Regions from separate parts of the Homo sapiens genome. Here all the other regions are linked to region 2. Evidence: chromatin loops called from intact Hi-C (ENCODE). Cell type or tissue: PC-9. All regions are shown on one strand. Region 1 has its middle 110 kb from the start of CYRIA. Region 2 has its middle 51 kb from the start of LINC01866. Region 3 has its middle 210 kb from the start of RAD51AP2. Region 4 has its middle 100 kb from the start of LINC01866.

Evidence for each region. Peaks named below come from ENCODE experiments on the same cell type or tissue, not always from the same donor. Only the 100,000 strongest peaks of a DNase experiment are listed, where the experiment ranks them.
Region 1: a loop joins it to region 2, with 7 times the contacts of the local background. A loop is called at or near these places in 13 of 110 quality-filtered maps.
Region 3: a loop joins it to region 2, with 18 times the contacts of the local background. A loop is called at or near these places in 2 of 110 quality-filtered maps.
Region 4: it touches region 2 in a loop (5-fold over the local background); 2 of 110 quality-filtered maps call a loop at or near these places.

Annotation. Positions count from the first base shown.
Region 1 is chr2:16,770,440-16,775,439 of GRCh38, forward strand. No RefSeq gene overlaps it. Among named protein-coding and RNA genes, the nearest start is that of CYRIA, 110 kb to the left of the region's middle. In PC-9, a CTCF peak has its summit at 2,854 (motif pointing right); a DNase peak (open chromatin) is centred at 2,842.
Region 2 is chr2:16,913,001-16,918,000 of GRCh38, forward strand. No RefSeq gene overlaps it. Among named protein-coding and RNA genes, the nearest start is that of LINC01866, 51 kb to the right of the region's middle. In PC-9, a CTCF peak has its summit at 2,218; a DNase peak (open chromatin) is centred at 2,511; H3K4me3 peaks cover 314 bases; H3K27ac peaks cover 2,627 bases.
Region 3 is chr2:17,300,980-17,305,979 of GRCh38, forward strand. No RefSeq gene overlaps it. Among named protein-coding and RNA genes, the nearest start is that of RAD51AP2, 210 kb to the right of the region's middle. In PC-9, no CTCF peak of the experiment used is centred here; DNase peaks (open chromatin) are centred at 2,312 and 2,722; H3K4me3 peaks cover 753 bases; H3K27ac peaks cover 2,708 bases.
Region 4 is chr2:16,859,501-16,864,500 of GRCh38, forward strand. No RefSeq gene overlaps it. Among named protein-coding and RNA genes, the nearest start is that of LINC01866, 100 kb to the right of the region's middle. In PC-9, no CTCF peak of the experiment used is centred here; DNase peaks (open chromatin) are centred at 1,311 and 2,231; H3K27ac peaks cover 1,855 bases.

The sequences.
Region 1 (5,000 bases), 140 kb before region 2:
CTAGTCCATGAATGAACACAACATCACTGTAAGGGTGGATTTGGGGGGTTACAAGTAAATTTGTGCAAGTAGACAAATTTGCAAATATGCAATCTGTCAATAATGAAGATGGTCTGCATATGGAAAACCTGCTCTGTGAAGTCACTGAGTCAAGCCTGGGGAAGAGGCTGCTCAGGGACCAGCCCTGCCCTTGAAGGTGTATCTGTCAGAGGCAGCAAAAGGAATGACAGCACAGGCTCCTAAGGGGTTACATTCTGGAAGGAAAAAATGTTTGGGGAACACAGAGGTGGCTTCCAGTAAGAATTTTCATTCTAGTTGTGGTTCAGGGTCACTGTTTCAGTCTTTACTTACAGTCTCTACTGAGGGATGATTGAGTTTTGGATCCAAAGGTATCCTGGGCATAGGCTGAAAAAAGCCCAACTCTAAAGTTGGTGGTGGTGGTGTTTGGATTCAACCAGATGCTTATTTCTGGTTGAATAAGCAGTTGGTGGAGCTCTGAAAGCAGGTGGAGCTCAAATCGCCACCGCTCTGACGGCCTGCTGTATACCAAGCATGCTAGGTGTTGTGGATGTGCAGTATTGGGACCAAGGCAACTCCTTCTCCAGGGAGTCTCCCCTGGGGGTGACAGGGGAGGCACAGGCATACCCCGCATTGCTATCATAACTGGATGAGAGAGAGAGGTCTGGGGCTCCGGAAGGAGAGAGGTTGTTTCTAGATGGGGATATCTGGGAAGGTTTCAGGCCACAGGTCGTGTTTGATCTGGGCCTTTAATATAAGAAATGTTTTCATACATTGCAGTGAGTGAAGGAATGTTTCAATCACAGGAGACATAGGTTACATAGTTCATTGTTTCTCATCCTTTCAAAAAGCATGACCCTATAATTCTAACTGACTCTTTTTTCTTTTTAATTATGAAAAACTGTCGAGCTTAGTTTTCTATATTTTGTTTTATGAAAACAGTAATTGCACTGTTAGCTTCATGTTTCCTCTCCCCAGCACCTCTTCTCCCCATGACAATGATACTGTCTCATCCCCATCTCCAAGACCAGTCACAGGAGACAGTGTGCTCCTAGATGGCAGGGGAGGATGTCAGCTTCAGCTCTGTGCTCCCTGAACGTAGCACAGGACCTGGCCCACAGCAAATGCTTAGGAAGTGTTTGCTGGTAGAAAAGATAAATGGGAAGAAGGAAGGAAGGAGAGGAGGAGGGAAGGAAGACAAGAAGGGAATAAAGAAGAATTAAAAAGAAAAGAAAAAATGATAGGCAACCACGTGGCCTCTAAATGCACTACTTGAATCAAAATCACCTTGAATCTTTGTCTAATCAGTAAGTGCAGAGTATCTGCTATGCCTGATGGAGATTCTGCTGCAAAGCTGTCAGGGATGGGTCAGGAAGTCTGTATTTTAAATAGCACAGATCCTCCAGAATCCACAGGGGATTCTGATGGACAGCCAGGTTTGGGGACCACTTATGCAGATACAGGATGTGAGATCATTAATAGTATCATTGCATCAGTGTTACAAGTTGTCAAGAATGGGCTTCCCCCACCTGCCTTCATATACCTGCCAGTATCACAGGTGTTGCAGGAAGAATGAGCGCTGCTATAGATGCAAAAGTGTGCCTGCAGCTCTGTGGGCCCCTTTCTGCTCTCTGCAGCTGATCACCTCTGGGGACAGGGGAATTGGATGACCTTAGAGAAAGCTCCCTTGTACTCTTGTGCTTTGAACATTTTTTTCCCATGTATGTCCTCAAGTTGCCTACGCATCTTGTAAAGTGCAGGTCTTTGGGGTCCATTCTAAAGCTGAAATTTCCAAAATGGAGCCTTCCCTATGATAAGGTATGAGAGGTTATTGACACAGGCGCTCACTATTTGATACGCAGGTGTTTAATATTTGATCGAAGGCAATACTTCCCAATGCCTGGATGTTTGATCTCCAGTGCAGCCTGCTCTCATGATCCATTAGGGTGCAAACAAACATTAGAACTTGTAATTATATTTTTTATCTCATCCACTATGTAAAAAAAAAAAATGAAATGGGTGTGGCATCAGCAATGGCACAAGCATCCCCTTGCTCTGAGCCCCTCCCATTTCTCACCTGGATAAAGGCAGTAGCTCCTGACTGGGCTCTGCTTCTGCCCTTGCCCCCTGCCCCACAGTATTCATCTTCTCTCACAGGCACAAAGGATACATTTAAAACATCAGTAGGGTTAAGCCACACCTTTCTCAAAGTCTTCTGATGACTTTATTTCACCCAGTTAAAGTCAAAGTCCTTAAGGCCCAATGCGATCTGTCCCTCTGTGTCCTCTCTGACTTCCTCTCTTCCCTCAGGGGTGGCTTACTCCACTGCAGCCACAGAGGTCTCCTCTGCTCCACAAACATGGCAGGCACACCCTGCTCAGAGCCTTTGCGCTGGCTGTGTCCTGTAACCGGGGGCCTGAACTGTAAACACCCACGTGCCTGACTCTGTCACCTCCTCAGGTCATATTTAAACATTATCTTCTCAACCTGCCCCAGTTACCCTCAACCCCCCTTACATAATGCATGGCACATGCCAGGAACTCAATCAATTCACTACATAATATTTATTGAAGAATTGATTGAATTAATAGCTATATTTTACATTCAGTGAATAATATACTGAAGTTATAATGCATGCAACTTAGCGATAAATCACACATATTTAGTTAGATGGTCAGTTTCTTTTCTTCTTTTTTTTTTTCCTCTTGGAGAGAGTCATTGAGTCATTTAATGAACATTGGCTCAGGTGTCTGGGAAATGATTCTCTGATAATCTTCGACGTGTTTCTAACTGTGTCCAGGAGATGGTGCTCATTCCCAACAAGACACGCCGTAGCAGGCACAGGGCTGAGCCTCTCAGTCTTGGTGCTTTTTCGTCTTGCTACTTTTGTCATATGAGGAATGATAGATGGCTCTGGTACCATTGTGTGACTTAGCCATGCTGGTAATTGAATAATTGTACCCCCAAAATTCCTACCTCTGGAGAAGGACTTGAGATCATTGTTTTGCGGATGTCAGCTGCCCGTGCCAGGACTGAGTGTATATTGGGGGGGACTCCCTGTGCCCCAGTGGCTCTGCAGCCCCTTTTGTTAGAGTGCTCTTCCCAGTGTAATGCCACAGACCTTCTCAGGGATCCTTGTGCAAGCAAGACCTATTGCCCTTGTAATGGCTGTTGCTTGCTAAGTACTGGTTACCAGCCAGGCACTGGGAGAAGCCCTTTATGTGCAGAGTCTGATCCTCTCAACCTCCTGGAAGAAAGAGATTTAGAGCTTCATTTTACAGAGAAGGTAACTAAGGCCTCAAAAGATTAATAGCAAATGACATGGAGGGGTTTCTTTCCCAGTAAAGCAAACACAGAAAGTCCCTGTGCTGCTCTTTCCCCTGTGCACAGAAGTCCAAGAAACTAAGAACTCAGAGGAAGGCAAGTTCAGGTTCCATATCCTCCAGGAGTTCTGTATCTGGTGAGAGGGAGAGAGACAGCCACACAGAGAAAGTCTATTTTCAGGCAGCTTGGAATATGTGTTGAGACAAAAATATGGATAACTTGCCAAGGGGGAACTTCATTCAGTACCTACAAGTTTCCATGGAATTTTTTGTTGTCTTATTTTTGCTTTTGCTATTAGAAAAAAACACTGGTTCCCAACTCCTCACGTGAAATTTTCCAGATTAGTGATTTTTACTTGGGATCAAGCTGAATGCAGAGTCTGCTTCAGTGGGTTGGGAATGGAACCTGGGACTCTGAATTTCTAATCACCTGTCATGTGATGCGGATGCTGTGGGTTCAGGGACCCCAATTTGAATAGGAAGAGGTGAGAGAAGTGAATGGCCCAAGGTCTGGCTCATGACTCATGAGCTAAGAATGTTTTTTTGTGTGTGTGTGTGGTTGTTTTCAAACTATTTTTAAAGGGCTGTGGGGGAAAAGAAGAAAGACTATGCAACACATGATATGTGGCCCACAAAACTTAAAATATTTACTATCTGATCCTTTACAGAAAAAGTTTGCAGACCCCTGGGCTAAAGTAAAACTGTTGACCTCTTAATAAACTCCTTTGGAAGAGCAAGTTCTTTTTAATGGTGAGTTTGGAAGAAAGCAAGGCATGCTCAACTCCACCCTTTCTCTGGGATTTCCTGCCTGCAGGGAGCACAGATTCTGGGAGCCTCTTGGTAAGAGTCTCTGTGGAGCCAGGAAGGGGCCTGCGGTCTCCAGTGTTACACTGATGGCATCAGTCTGTCTAGTGATGTATTCAGGAGCCCACATTTCCGTAGACTTAGGTCAAACTCTTCAAACCACCTTATCAATAAAAAGGTTTCTATCTGCTTGATTCTTATTTCTGTATCTTAGTGATTCAGAGATTGAGTTGGAAGGGGAGGAGGAGTGCTCCTTTAGAGCCTCCCAAGCCCCAGTCTTTCCTATTGCCTTCAGGCATTTGTTCTTTGTGTCTGTGTCCTTGTTGGACCCTAGGGCAAGGCTTGCATTCTGGGTCTGACTGACAGATACGTCTTCATGCGTGGCTGCAGACCCACCATCGCATGCTACCAAATAACTCCTGTGTCAGACCATGCCAGTGGCTGACTGTCATATCAGAGGGCTCATTGCCAGTCAGAGTTAGATCTCTGAGCTAGGAAGCTGATGTGCATCCTGGGCGCAGGCAGGCCTTCCCCAGTCTGCAGTCTTCCACATGCTATCTCTGTATGCTCCTCTGGGGAGCAGCCGTCAGCTGCTTTGCAACAGCGGGGCCAGAATCAAGGGAAAGTGGGCCTGATTTCACAAAAGCTGCAGCCATATATTTTTTACTCTTCGAGGTGTAACTATGGTAATGAGATCAGAAGAAAAACCCTCAAATGCACATGGCAGTTTGGGGTACTGGAGAAGGGTTTAATTTTAGAACCTGAGCCTTGCTTCATGGAACAAAGAGCAGTGGAACGGGGCTTGCCACAGAGCTGCCACAGGTGCCTCTCCTTCCAGGACTGCACAGCCTGTCT
Region 2 (5,000 bases):
CTGTCCTACTTCAAGGATATATCAACTTTGTGGCTTTGTGTCATAATCTTATTCGGAGAGAACTTGATTGCTTTTTGCTTCTGCAAGATATCACACTGGCCCACTACATTGATGACATTATGCTGATTGGATCCAGTGGACCAAGGAGTAGCAAACGCACTGGACTTGGTGAGACATTTGAGTGCCAGAGAATGGGAAATAAATGTGACTGAAATTCAGGGAACTTCCATCTCAGTAAAATTTCTACAGGTCCAGTGATGTGGGACCTGTTGAGATATTCCTTCTAAGATAAAGGATAAGCTGCTGCATTTGGCCTCTCCTACAACCAAGAAAGAGGCACAATGCCTAGTGCACCTATTTGGATTTTGGAGGCAACACATTCCTCATTTGGGTGTGCTACTCTAGCCCATTTATCTAGTGACCCGAGAGACTGCCAATTTTGAGTGGGGCCCAGAACAGGAGAAGGCTCTGCAACAGGTCCAGGCTGCTGTGCAAGCTGCTCTGCCATTTGGGACATATAACATAGCAGATCCAATGGTGCTTGAGGTATCAGTGGCAGATAGACATGTTGTTGGAGCCTTTGGCAAGCTCCCATAGGTGAATCACAGCAGAGGCCTCTAGGATTTTGGAGCAAGACCATGCCACCTTCTGCAGATACTACTCTCCTTTTGAGAGACAGATCTTGGCCTGTTACTGGGCTTTGGTGGAAACTGAACGTTTGACTGTGGATCATCAAGTCACTGTGAGACCTGAACTGCCTATCATAAACTGGGTGCTTTCTGACCCATCTTGCCATAAAGTGGGTCATGCACAACAGCATTCCATCATCAAATGGAAGTGGTATATATGTGATTGGGCTGGAGCAGGCCCTGAAGGCACAAGTAAGTTACATGAGGAAGTGACTCAAATGCCCATGGTCTCCACTCCTGCCACCCTGCCTTCTCTCCCAAAACCTGCACTGATGGCCTCATGGGGAGTTCTCTATGATCAGTTGACAGAGGAAGAGATGACTAGGGCCTGGTTCACAGATGGTTTTGCATGATATTCAGGCACCCCCCGAAAGTGGACAGCTGCAGCACTACAGCCCCTTTCTAGGACATCCCTGAAGGACAGCACTGAAGGTAAATCTTCCCAGTGGGCAGAACTTCAAGCAATGAACCTGGTTGTGCAGTTTACGTGGAGGGAGATATGGCCAGATGTGTGATTATATACTGATTCATGGGCTATAGCCAGTGGCTTGGCTGGACAGTTGGGGACTTGGAAGAAGCATGATTGGAAAATTGGTGACAAAGAAATTTGGGGAAGAAGTATGTGGATGGACCTCTTTCAGTGTTCAAAAACTGTGAAGATATTTGTATTCCATGTGAGTGATCACCAGCGGGTGACCTCAGTGGAGGTGGAATTTAATAATAAAGTGGATAGGATGACTTATTCTGTGGATACCACTCAGCCTCTTTCCCTAGCCATCCCTGTCATTGCCCAATGGGCCCATGAACAAAGTGGCCAAGGTGGCAGGGACGGAGGTGAGGCATGGACTTTCACTCACCAAGGCTGACCTGGCTATGGCCATTGCCACTGCTGAGTGCCCAATTTGCCAGCAGCAGAGACCAACACTCAGCCCTTGATATATCACCGTTCATCAGGGTGATCAGCCAGCTACCTGGTGGCAGGTGGATTACATTGGAGCTCTTCCATCAAGGAAAGGACAGAGGTTTGTCCTCACTGGAATATAGACACTTACTCCAGATATGGGTTTGCCTATCCTGCACACAATGCTTCTGCTAAGACTACTATCTGTGAACTCACAGAATGCCTTATCCATTGTCATGGTATTCCACACAGCATTGCCTGTGACCAAGGCACTCACTTTAGAGCTAAAGAAGTGTGGCAGTAGGCTCATGCTCATGGAATTCACTGGTCTTACCATGTTCCCCATCATCCTGAAGCAGCTGGATTGATAGAACGGTGGAATGGCCTTTTGAAGTCACAATTACAATGCCAACCAGGTGACAATACATTGCAGGGCTGGGGCAAAGTTCTCCAGAAGGCTGTGTATGCTCTGAATCAGCGTCTAATATATGGTATTATTTCTCCCATAGTCAGGATTCATGGGTCCAGGAATCAAAGGGTAGAAGTGGAAGGGGCATCACTCACCATCACCCCTAGTGATTCACTAGCAAAATTGTTGCTTTCTGTTCTCGCGACATTATGTTCTGCTGGCCTAGAGGTTTTCATTCCAGAGGGAGCAATGCTGCCACCAGGAGACACAATAACAATTCCGCCAAACTGGGAGTTAAGATTGCCACCTGGACACTTTGGGCTTCTCCTACCTTTAAGTAACAGGCTAAGAAGGGAGTTAAAAGGTTAGCTGGGGTGATTGACCTGGACTATCAAGATGAAATCAGTCTACTTCTCCAGGACTGGGTGAGGAAGGGTATGCATGGAATGCAGGAGATCCAGTAGGGCGTCTCTTAGTATTACCATGTCCTGTGATTAAGGTCAATGGGAAACTACAACAGCCCAATACAGGCAGGACTACAAATGACCCAGACCCTTCAGGAATGAAAGTTTGAGTCACTCTACCAGAAAAAAAGCCACGACCTGCTGAGGTGCTTGCTGAAGGCAAAGGGAATACAGAATGGGTGGTAGAAGGTAGTCATAAATACCAGCTATGACCACGTGACCAGCTGCAGCAAGGAGGACTGTTATTTTCATGAGTATTTCCTCCTTCCTTTTTAAAAAACATGTTTGTGCATGTGTACATTGTACAAATGGATGAAGAAAATATCTTCATTTTATTTCCTTTTCTGTTATCATGTGACATGAGATTTATTGACTTCACATCAGCATTTAAGTATTGTTAACTTTATGTAATAGTATTTGGGTTGGGGATTGGTGCTTTTCCAGTTGTACGATGAATAGTTGTATTACGTTAGGCATAATTATGACTTATTATTGTCTTTATTTGAAGATTATGTATGATCTCAGGAGATGTGTATGGGTTCAAGTTAACAAGGGGTGGACTTGTGATGGTTAATACTGAGTGTCCACTTGATTGGACTGAAGGATGCAATCTTGATTCTGGGTGTGTCTGTAGGGTGTTGCCAAAAGAGATTAACATTTGAGTTAGTGGGCGGAGTCTTCAGTTTTGGGACTCAGACTGGCTCTCCTTGCTCCTCAGCTTGCAGACAGCCTATTGCGGGACCTTGTGATCATGTAAGTTAATACTTAACAAACTCCCCTTTATATACCTATAATACACGTATCCTAATAGAACCCTGACTAATACAGCTACATTAGCGCTGCATTGTATTAAGGACCCTAATCCTTCAAGCTTATGGCTCTGCCATGTGACTGCCATTCCCACGGTGACCTCTTCATCAAGGATGGCTACCCCAACCACATTAAAGCCAGCAGAAAGAGTTGGACAGATCATTTCCCCTTACATCATTTTGGCCGTAACTTAGTCATACAGACATACCTAAATTCAAAGGAAGCTAGCAATGTAGTCTGTATTCTAGATGGCCATATACACAGATAAAATATGCAAATTCTATTACCAAGAAAGAAGGGAACAGCAGATATTGGGGGATATATAGTTGTCTTTAACGCAAATAAATTAATGTGTATTTCATTTCTTTTATCCCTCATAGAATACAGTGTTGGAGCAGGGTAATATTAGATATTAAATTAAATGCATGGTAATCCATATAGTAGTTGATTGCCTGTGTGAGAAGATCTTATGAAATTTCCCTTTGATTATTTCCAAGGGACAGATAAGGCAAAGTCATGCTTCTCTAGCAGTCTCTGAAGAATGGAAAGCTTTTCAATTTGAGATAGAGTTTACTAGAAGTAAGATGAATTGAAAAGATGAAGGTTAAAGGCCAGAAATGTGTTGAATGACAACAGTAATGAGAACAATTATCCCTAAAAAGGAGTAAGGGAGTGATGTGGATTGGGTATGGACTCAATGGGTGTCAGAAAATGTAAAAAGGCAATACAGAGGAAGTTAGGAAAGTTAACTAGATTTTTTTGTGCTGATACAAATTGACCATGCCCATCCTGCAATATGTCATATACGCTTCTAATACATTTTTAATTAAAGTCAGCATGATGTATTAAAACAAAGCATAATAATAATAAAATTTTAAAAAATGTAAACTTTTACAATCATTGAAAGGCAAAAATAAAATAAAACAAAATAAAATACAGTTGATCCTTAATATCTGTGGTACATTTATTCCAGGACGCCCCTCTTCACCCTCCAGATACCAAAGTCTATAGATGCTCAAGTCACTAATATAAAATGGTGTAGTATTTGCATATAACCTATGCACATCCTCTCATAGACTTTATTTCTAATTAATTTTATTATTTTTAATTTTTGTGGGTACATAGTATGTATTTATATGTGTATATATATACATATATATGGGGTACATTACATGTTTTGATATAGTGATAGCTTAACAGGATGACTATAGTCAATAATAACTTGATTGTACATTTTAAATAAGAGTGCAATTGGATTGTTTGTAACTCCTGTATACTTTAAATCATCTCCAGTTTACTAATACCTAATACAATGTAAATGCAAGGTAAATAATTGTTATACTGTATTGTTTAAGGGATAATGACAAGAAATAAAGTCTGTACATGTTCACTGCAGAAGCAGCCATCCATTCTTCTTTTTAAAAAAATATTTTTGACTAGTGGATACACAGGCTGACTGTATTCTCAAAATATGCAATAAAATTTCCTCAAAGACAGAATAAACTGAATGGAACAAATAGCTCCAGAGCCAGAGGGAACACCTTAAAGTAACCTTGTTTAAACTTGCAGCATCTTTGCTATTATGCCTTTTTATTTGTGTTTAACTTTAAAAATCACCAAAATTTAAAAAATTTAAAATGTATTCCAATAAATATTTTAAGCTTAAAATTTCACCATAAATTTGACATATCCTTGTCAATAAATTTCAAATATGAAATTCCAGAAAG
Region 3 (5,000 bases), 390 kb after region 2:
CATAGAAAGGACGTTAATAGTCACCATTCCAACTCTCAGCATGATGACATCCTTTCCTCTCTACCATTTCCAGAAATGAACAGCCAGCCCTTGCCTGGTAGCCCCCTACCCTGGGATGCTCCCCATCAGCCAGCATTGGACAGCTCTGACTGTCAGTGTCTCCTCACTGGTCCTGGTCTTGCCCTCAAGGCTGCACAGAGCTGGGCCCCGTTTCTGGCCAAGGAAGGTCCTTCAAAATGGTGCAATGTGCTCTCAAACTCCCTGCCCCAAGCCATCTTCTCCAATGTAATCTCCCCATTTCTTAAGCCACTCCCCACGTAACTAAATCAGGACTGCCCAGAAGGCAAGAACAATGCTCCCCTCTCTTGTCCTGAGTTTGGCTACTTGAAGGAAGCAGCCACCAACAGGCATGGCACTTCACCTCCCATTCCTCCTGATGCTCTTCCCATAAAACCTCAAGCCCTGATTTGGGCTTTCAGGCTTTGTTGTCTTCCTTTATCCCAGCCTGAGAGCTATCCACTTCAGAAGTCTCATTCCTTTCCATGCCCAGGTTTCCACTTTCCTCAAGGAAGCAGTCCCTCCTCCCATTCACCTCCCCTCTCTAACAACTTCCGTTCAGATCCAAATTACTTCTGTTGAGCCCCTCTAGCATTCTTCCTCCCATTCACCTTCCCTCTCTAACAACGTCCATTCAGATTCAGATTAGTTCTGTTGAGCCCCTATAGTATTCTTAATTCCTCTTGCAGCTCTAGGATTCCTGGATTAGATACTCACAACTCATCTATCCAAAGCCCACTAGGGAGCATTGCCTTAAGGAAAAGAGAGTCCCTTTCCTTCCCAGCTATGCAAATATTCTCTCCACTCTATTTCTTTAAACCAGGCCCAGTCCCATGGATTTCTCCATAGTAGGCCAATAAAAATGGGTATTGGACATTCCATCCCCATTGGTGGTAAATGTCTCCAGCCTCCCCCATTATTTTATACTCCTTTTCTACTTCTGAAGCTATTATTCATCTCTCAGTATCCCAACATCCAGAATCTGCCCCACACTAGTTATTCCTTGGAATAAGGCCCAGATTGGCCTTTCAACACAGTTCTAGTCTTCTTTCTCTGACAAGGTGTGTGTTCACCCACCCTACGGTGTTAGCTCCCCTGCTCAGCTACCCTGCAGTTTGGACTGAGAGGTCATCCATAGCACCCCTATGCATGGCATCCAACACTGCCACACAGATTTGAGTCCCTTTAAGCTGTGACACCAAAGGAAAAACTTGTATGGAAGTTATAAGCAGTTGTCCTAACAGGCTTCTTTAGGTCAGTGGAAGCTTCTCACTGAGTTTCTAGCCCTTGTTCTTTGCTGATGCTATTGCCTGTTTTCCAGGCAGATAGGCTAATTTCTGAAGCCTAACACAAGGGCAAAGTACCCACTGTGCAGCCAGAACGACTAGCCTCCCCCTCCTCATGATTAGCCTCAAGGAGCTGCTATGCATTCTGCAGCTGCATTTCCAGGATGCAGGCCAGAAGGGCTGACAGCCACTTAAAGAAACCTCAGCATGGCCAAATGGGAGGTCCTCTCATTCACTATGTGTAGATTAGTTACACCTAGTGATATTTGGGCTAGAACTTTTTGTTTTCATTTTCAGAGGTAAAAATCACCTGATTATCAAAAATATACATGTAGCATTTTAAACAGTAGTCTAATAATAGTTGACGCATCACACAGAAGACATTAGATATAGATTATGTTCTGGAATTTTAGTCTAATCATAAGTCCCTATTTCAAAATATTTAGCTGAAAACCTAGGCAAGAGAGTAAGGGTCTATGGGAGGACAAAATGAAAGCAGAGCCTTGATGTCTTAAGCAGTTTCATCGCTAGAAGGGCACATGTTGTTACAATTTTTAGTCACCAATGTAATATTGGCTCATTGAAAAGAAAAGGAGAAAAAAAAAAAAAAGACCAGTGCCTCATCTCTTTATATACAGCTCATCACCTAGAGATTGAGTGTGCCTTAAATGTTGATGCCTCATCATTAGCATAGCCAAACCTAAAGTAGGTGCTTCTTACATGGTCACTGAATTGATTCTCTTTGCTTACTTAAATAGCGAATGACCCAGGACTAGAGGGTGCTTTGCTGTTATTTTTACCTGAGTTTACCGGACTTGACTCAATACAAACCTGTGATCAGCCAGACTACCTGGCTGTGCCCTTCTCCATTGCAATGTATGATCTGACAAAGGGAAAGAATCTATTTTAGGATCTCCCACATCCGCTGTGGTTCTGAGTAATGCCTGAGACTTGCTATCTAGCAATTAAGCAAGAAAATATGAGAAATCATATTTACATTTTCCACACTGTTGAGCTTCCTATACCTAACCTTGAACACTTAATACTATGCTGCATTATGATTCATCGAGGAGCAATGGTTTTATTTATAAAACTAGGAAACAAAGCTTAACTCTAAGATGGCTATCTTAAAAGAGAAAGGAGAATAAAATATGCATTTGAAAATTGTCATTGATGAAAAATGAAAAACAAACTATTTCTGTTATGAAAGTGAGCGTTTCAGATCTCTCTTTTCTTGCTTCCTAAACTTCACCAAAATACAACAATGATCCTAACTTTTTATTTTCATTGGACTCATTCATCTGGGAAACCCTTGACCTAACAGCCACATGCTCAAAGTCTAGCCTCCTTCCAGGTTCAGCTTCCATACCACTTTTTCCATGGAGCCTTCTCTGCCCAGCTCTGCCTTGCCCTCCTTCCTTGTGCTTCTCATCTGCCATTCAGCTTGCCCAGTGTCGGCATACTGCTCCCAATATGTTAGTTTTCTGCCACTATTCATTGACATCTCACATCTTCCCTCCAAACTGAGCACTAATTCAAGGGTTTATTTCTCTGAACTATAGCCCAAAACATTGTAGTCACTCAGTCAGTAGACATTGTTGACATATATTTCACATATTGTGTTTATTGTATTTCACTTATGTATATTTAGGATGCAGCATTTAAAGATATCCAGGCCAGGCACAGTGGCTCATACATGTAATCACAGCACTTTGGGAGGCCAAGGTGGGAGGATAACTTGAAGCCAGAAATTCAAGACTAGCCTGGGCAATAGAGTGAGACCACCACCTCCACAAAATATTAAATAAAAATTTGACTGTGTGTGGTGGCACATACCTGTAGTCCCAGCTACTTGGGGGGCTGAAATGGGAGCATTGCTTGAGCTCAGGAGTTCAAGGCTGCAGTGAGCTGTGGTCGCATCACTGCATTCCAGCCTGAGCAACAGAGTGAAAACTTGTCTCTAAATAAATAGACAAATAAAGATATCCGATTTTCTTTAGAACATAAGGCAGAAGAATGGCTACTCTTATTGAAGGTAATATCCATTTGTTTGTTTGTTTGTTTGTTTGTTTGTTTGTTTTGAGATGGAGTCTTGCTCTGTCGCCCAGGCTGGAGTGCAGTGGCACGATCTCTGCTCACTGCAACCTCCGCCTCCTGGGTTCTAGCAATTCTTCTGCCTGAGCCTCCCAAGTAGCTGGGACTACAGGCACGCACCACCATGCCCGGCTAATTTTTGTACTTTTAGTAGAGATAGAGTTTCACCATATCGGCCAGGCTGGACTCGAACTCCTGACCTCGTGATCTGCCCGCCTCAGCCTCTCAAAGTGCCGGGATTACAGGTGTGAGCCACCACACCCGGCCTGTAATATGGTTTTTAAAGGGTTGCCTGTTTAACTTGGGAAACCTATTTATAATCAAATGTTATTTTATGCATTTATGGTCAGTCGACCCAGAAGAAGACAGGACAGGCATAGACAAGGATGAGCGGGGTATGATAGTGAACTGGTAATTTCGGTAGATGCCATTTTTAAAGCTCTTTTAATGATTAGAGTATGTTCTTTGAGTAAATATGGCTACCTGGTTAAATATTAGCTCTTCACAGGCTAGCAGATGAGAGTGGTGTTTAATTCTTACTTCTCTGCCATTTTCTAAATGATCAAAAATTAAATCTTGATTCTAGTGCAATGATTCTCAACATAGCTTACTTCACTTTAGAATCATCTTGGATGATTTGAAAACGTACAAATTATCACACCCTATCTCCAGAGATTTGTTTTCAATTGATCTGGGCATCAGTATCTGCTAAAAGTTCCCAAGGTGATTTTAATGTGTAAGTAGAATTGAAAACCACTGATATAGTGTTTGATTTATTGATTCCCCACTCCAAGCTGTGCTTATTCTCTGTCCTAAATACTCCAAAGATTAGAAGCAATAATAAGGCCTCCATGTGGCTTCAGAAAATGGGGATTTATTATGTTTCAACAAAAAGATATGGTATTCAAAGATATGGTAGGCTAGGCAAATGCTCAATGACACTTCCAGAAGTCTGGGTCCCTTGAGTCTTGGCCCTTTCTTCTCCTGCACAGAGCCATACTGTGGCTGCTGGGATCAATGCCTGTGGTTCTGGAAATCGATCCAGGAAAGATTTCTTTGGTAGAGAGATGGCAGTCCTTACCCCCTAGCAAAATGTCACTAAAGCATCTCTAGGCAATTCAGTCTTCATCACTTCTGAAAGGTGAGATCTTGAAACTATGGTTTCATACTATGAAAAACTCTGGCTCTTGTCGAAAGTAAAGGAAAGGCCATTTCTGGTGTCAAGTGTTCCCTTGAACAGTACACAGTTGGAACAAGAAATGGGAGGCAGAGAGAGGGGGACTTACTGGGCAAACACAAATTTCTGGTTGACCAAACTTCAGACAAAAGAGCAGAAAGGATCTCTACCTGCCACATGGAAGTGAACTTAAACTGCCCGATGGGAGGCTGAAATCTTCCAGAAAAAATAATAGGTCTGTTTTCTTGTTGCATGAGAAAAATCACCCTTGAAGGTTTGGGTCCATTCATAGTTGCCTTGGTTACAAGGGGCCTATTTCTTATAAGGAGAAAACATAAAACGGATTCAAAATGGTCCATTCTCTATGTGAGATGATTAAAAGGAAA
Region 4 (5,000 bases), 54 kb before region 2:
TCCCTGCAAAGGACATGAACTCATCAATTTTGATGGCTGCATACTATTCCATGGTGTATATGTGCCACATTTTCTTTAACCAGTCTATGAACAGTGCCACAATAAACATACATGTGCATGTGTCTTTATAGTAGAATGATTTATAACCCTTTGGGAGTATGCCCAGTAACGGGATTGCTGGGTCAAATGGTATTTCTGGTTCTAGATCCTTGAGGAATCACCACACTATCTTCCACAATGGTTGAACTAATTTACACTCCCACCAACAGACTTGGTGTTCCTATTTCTCTACATCCTTGGCAGCATCTGTTGTTCCCTGACTTTTTAATGATCGCCATTCTCACTGGCATGAGATGGTATCTCATTGTGGTTTTGATTTGCATTTCTCTAATGACCAGTGATGATGAGCTTTTTTTGCATATGTTTGTTGGCCACATAAATGTCTTTTTTTGAGAAGTGTCTGTTCATATCCTTTACCCACTTTTTGGTGGTTTTTTTTTTTGTTTGTTTTTTTCTTGTAAATTTGTTTAAGTTCTTTGTAGATTCTGGATATTAGCCTTTTGTCAGACTGATAGACTGCAAAAACTTTCTCCCATTCTGTAAGTTGCCTGTTCACTCTGATGACAGTTTCTTTTGCTGTGCAGAAGCTCTTTAGTTTAATTAGATCCCATTTGTCAATTTTGGCTTTTGTTGCCATTGCTTTTGGTGTTTTAGTCATGAAATCTTTGCCCAGGCCTATGTCCTGAATGGTATTACCTAGGGTTTCTTCTAGGGTTTTTACGGTTTCAGGTCTTAGGTTTAAGTCTTTAATCCATCTTGAGTTAATCATTTGGATTTTGTTATATAAGGTATCCAAGTTAATAAGATAATCCTAATTTGTATTGTTCATTTAAGTAAATCGAGGTGCTGTGATATTAAGTTAGTGTTAGGATAGCATTTAGAAATCAAATTGTTGCATGTCTTGCATTCATTTACTCACCTATTCATTTGTCAAATATATATTTTTTCACCTCTTATATATATGCAAGTATCTGTGTTACATGCCAGGAGAATGCACAAGTGAAGCACACCCTGTCCTTAAATAGTGAGATAAGGATATCAATTAGGTAATTAAATGACTGTCATTCAAAACAGAAATTAGTAAGTACCATAGGAAGAATACAAAGCAAGATTCTTCAAGGGAGAGAGATACAGAGAGAAAAACAGAAATATTTCATATCTTGACCAGGAAATCAGAGAAGAAATTTGATAAAGTATTTTATATAGGCAGGTCCAGAGGGGAGTAGGTGACCTGGCTTTTCATAGAATGTGGTGAGTCATTCTGTAGAAGGCTTGAGATAGTAACTATGGGTAATCACATTGTAGGGAGAGGCTGAAGCTTAATTATGGAGTGCCTCATATCACAAGCTAAGATTTTAAATTTCATCCTATGGTCCACAGAGAAGAGAGCCTCTGAAGTTATCTATATAGGGTAGTTGAATGATTTTGAATGATACGAGTTGTGTTCTAACAGAAAATATTTCAAAAACCTTTTAAATCTGCACAGTTGTAGACTGGATATCACTTCAAAAAGTGAGAGCTTCTTCCAAATCACATTCTATGTACATTCTGGTTCCCTAACCTGAGGTCTGTCCCTGATTCTGATCTGGCACTTTTGTGGCAGTTTGTGTTTGATGATTGCAATTTGTTCAACTTTATCTAATATTCTTCTAATCTCCTGCCTGCCACTGAAATTGATGTGTTTGGTCACGTTTCACAAATGAGGAAGTCAAAATTCTGTGAACTAGTGTGGTCCCTGCTGCCTTCCATGTGGGCAGAGTGAAAATTGGATTTTGCTACCAAAAAACAGGGCAAGCAGCTGCTGAGCCCCAGGGGACCATAAAACCTGCCAGAATCTTTGCTTCTCTCAATCTAAGCATGGCCAAGACCACTTTTTAAATTCTGTGTGAGATCCACTATGCATGAAATTCAATAGTTTCCAAAGATAAATCTGGTTATCATGACCAAATACATCCAAGACTAAGAGAATAAGAATGGATCTTTTTTAAATCAATAATTTTAAGCAAATTAAAAAATATAACTCCTTCAAAAGTTACTTCAATTAAACACCCTTTTGTCACGGCCTTTCTCAGAGTGATGATTCATCAGTGATCACTCACGTCAGTGAGTTTCTTGACCAAGTTAGGAAGAAATAACAGATACAGTGTGAGATTGCAAAATCCATTTCTTCCTGATAAATGCACTGAGTTTTCACTTATCCAGGTTATGTAACAACAGGCAAAATATGTTGAGCTCTTTGGTTTCCAGGGAGAAAGAAACACAAGCATTTCACTCTTGCATGACAAGCCCACAGAAACATATGAATACACACAAATATGTGCAAACACACACACACATACACACACATATATATACATAATGCATACACAACCCGCACACATTTGTATATTATTTTGAAACACATTGCTAACAAAACTCACATGTGTAATTTTGTATACATATACCCTTATGTAAATAAACAGATAATAGGCACACACATGAGGCACATACATGCAGACACATATGAAGGCAAGTACAGAGTAGAAATACAGCATAAATACATAATGCACTCCTTTGAAGTTTTAAAAGAAGACAAGGACAGTATGTAACATTATGTAACATTAAAAATGAATATGTAAGATTAAAAATGAATGTGTAATCACTTTGCTGTTAACTGCAAAAGCATTAATGAGCAGGTTGATATAAGGGGATCTGTTAAACTCATATAAATACCTTGAAGCAGTTTCTTGGTCTAACGTTGACTATAAAAATTATTTGATTAAGAATACATTACATAATCTCTGTATCAGTTTAGTGGGATAACGTATTGTGACAACATCAATTTAAGGGGTCTGGTGAAAATAATGAAGGTGAGAAAGATGCAGGCTGGTGACCACTGACTATGGGACCTGGCATTATAAGACTGAAACCTCAAAAAAATCGAACTTTCAGAAAGTCTGTCCAATTCTCTATGAAATATCAAAATTGCTAACCGTAAAGAAGAATATGAAAACAATAACGACTGATTGTCATCTTACAACTTTCACTGTGATGAGTAAATGTGGGAGAGTGACGTGCTGTGAAGAATATGAGCAATAGTTTCCCCATGTTGAAATAGTCGGCAAGTTCTCCACTCTATGCTATAGTAACAAAAATAGTTCAGGTTTTGCATAACATGCAGAAGAGAGGGAGATAAGATGATGGCAGCATTAATCTTGACCCTATGGTGCACTGGGCTGCGTTCAAGGTGCTTTCATATGTTACCTCATGATAATTTTTTTTTTTTTTGAGATGGAGTTTCTCTCTTGTTGCACAGGCTGGAGTACAATGGTGTGATATCCGCTCACTGCAACCTCTGCCTCTCGGGTTCAAGCGATTCTCCTGCCTCAGCCTCCCGAGTAGCTGGGATTACAGGCATGTGCTGCCACGCCCAGCTGATTTTGTATTTTTAGTAGAGACGGGGTTTCTCCATGTTGGTCAGGCTGGTCTCGAACTCCCAACCTCAGGTGATCTGCCTGCCTTGGCCTTCCAAAGTGCTAGGATTACAGGCGTGAGCCACTGCACCCCGCCCTCAAGATATTTTTGAGATCTAATTTCTATACTCATACATAGTTCTTCTTTAAAAGATAATTTAATATAAACTCAGAAATTTTGAACTCTGTTACTCTCCTTCCACTCTGGACTCTTCCAAGCAAAATGGTATACGACAGATTTTTTTTTTTTTTTTTTGATAGCAATTGTGTGATGTTTTTTTCCCCTGTGTTTAAACAAACATGTCTTCACTTAGAGTGCCCTGTGATAGAGGTAAAAAACATAAAAGATATGTGTCTTTCTGGCTTATATATCTTCAGGAATTTTGAGTTTTGGCATGGGGTACTCTGGAAGCTAGTCTTAGCTTATTTGGAATCTCTAAGTTTCCAATCTAAGGACAAAGACCACAATAGTAACATGCATTACATATATAAGATTCTCACTGCTCCCTATTCTCCATATAGTTCTGGGACATTACAGTCTTCTGCTGAGAGGTGGATGAAATTAATGGCAAAGCATTTGAGGAGTTATTGGCATTGGGAGTTTGTATGTATGAAAACTTTTCTGAGTGAGAATTGGTCTGGGGCATTGAGTAATCCCAAAGGATAGAGAAATGGCAAAATGCTAATCACATTTCTTTGGATTTGGCCAAAGATTCTTATTCTAACAGAAAGTAAAATTCCATCATTGTAGAAAGGGAAAGTGGGAATTTAATTTAGTCTAATAATTATTCCATTGGATATAAGCAAAGAGACTAAAATTATCCCAAATTCTCAAGAGGAGAAATGTTGAACAAATCCATAGAAGAGATGATGTGTCAGTCCATAGGAAGGCTATGCTAGGCACCCACTGGGAGATAAGGAAGGAATCAGAAGACTGAGTCCAGCCTGTTAAGAAGGTTGTGGTACGGTTCAGGGGACAGCAGAAGGGATCCCAGACAACCAGTATATGCTCTAGAAGCTCTGGAAAACAGGAGAGAAATCCTGGGTAGGCGGGGAAGGTTTGCTGGAGGATGTAAAAACTGGGAATAGAACAGTGGGCAGGATTAATCAGAGAGAGGTAAGCAGATCCTAGAATGTTCTTAAGAAAATGGGGTGGGGGGCATTTTGCCTGGCTCCAAAATCAGTTTGGGAGTATTTGAAAATACAAAAACAACAATGTGTATTGTGCATGAGTTATGCACCAATTTTATGTGAGGCACTGCAAGGTTTGTTTTACATATTATGCTGCATAATCCTCAAAACAACTCTGAAAACATAAGCTATTATTCTCACAACACATTGAAAACGTGATGCTTCCTGGGTTTAGTGGCTCACACCTGTAATCTTATCACTTTGTAAGGCCAAGACGGGAGGATCCCTTGAGTCCAGGAGTTCAAGGTTACAGTGAGCTATGATCATGCCATTGCACCCCAGCCTGGGCTACAGAGA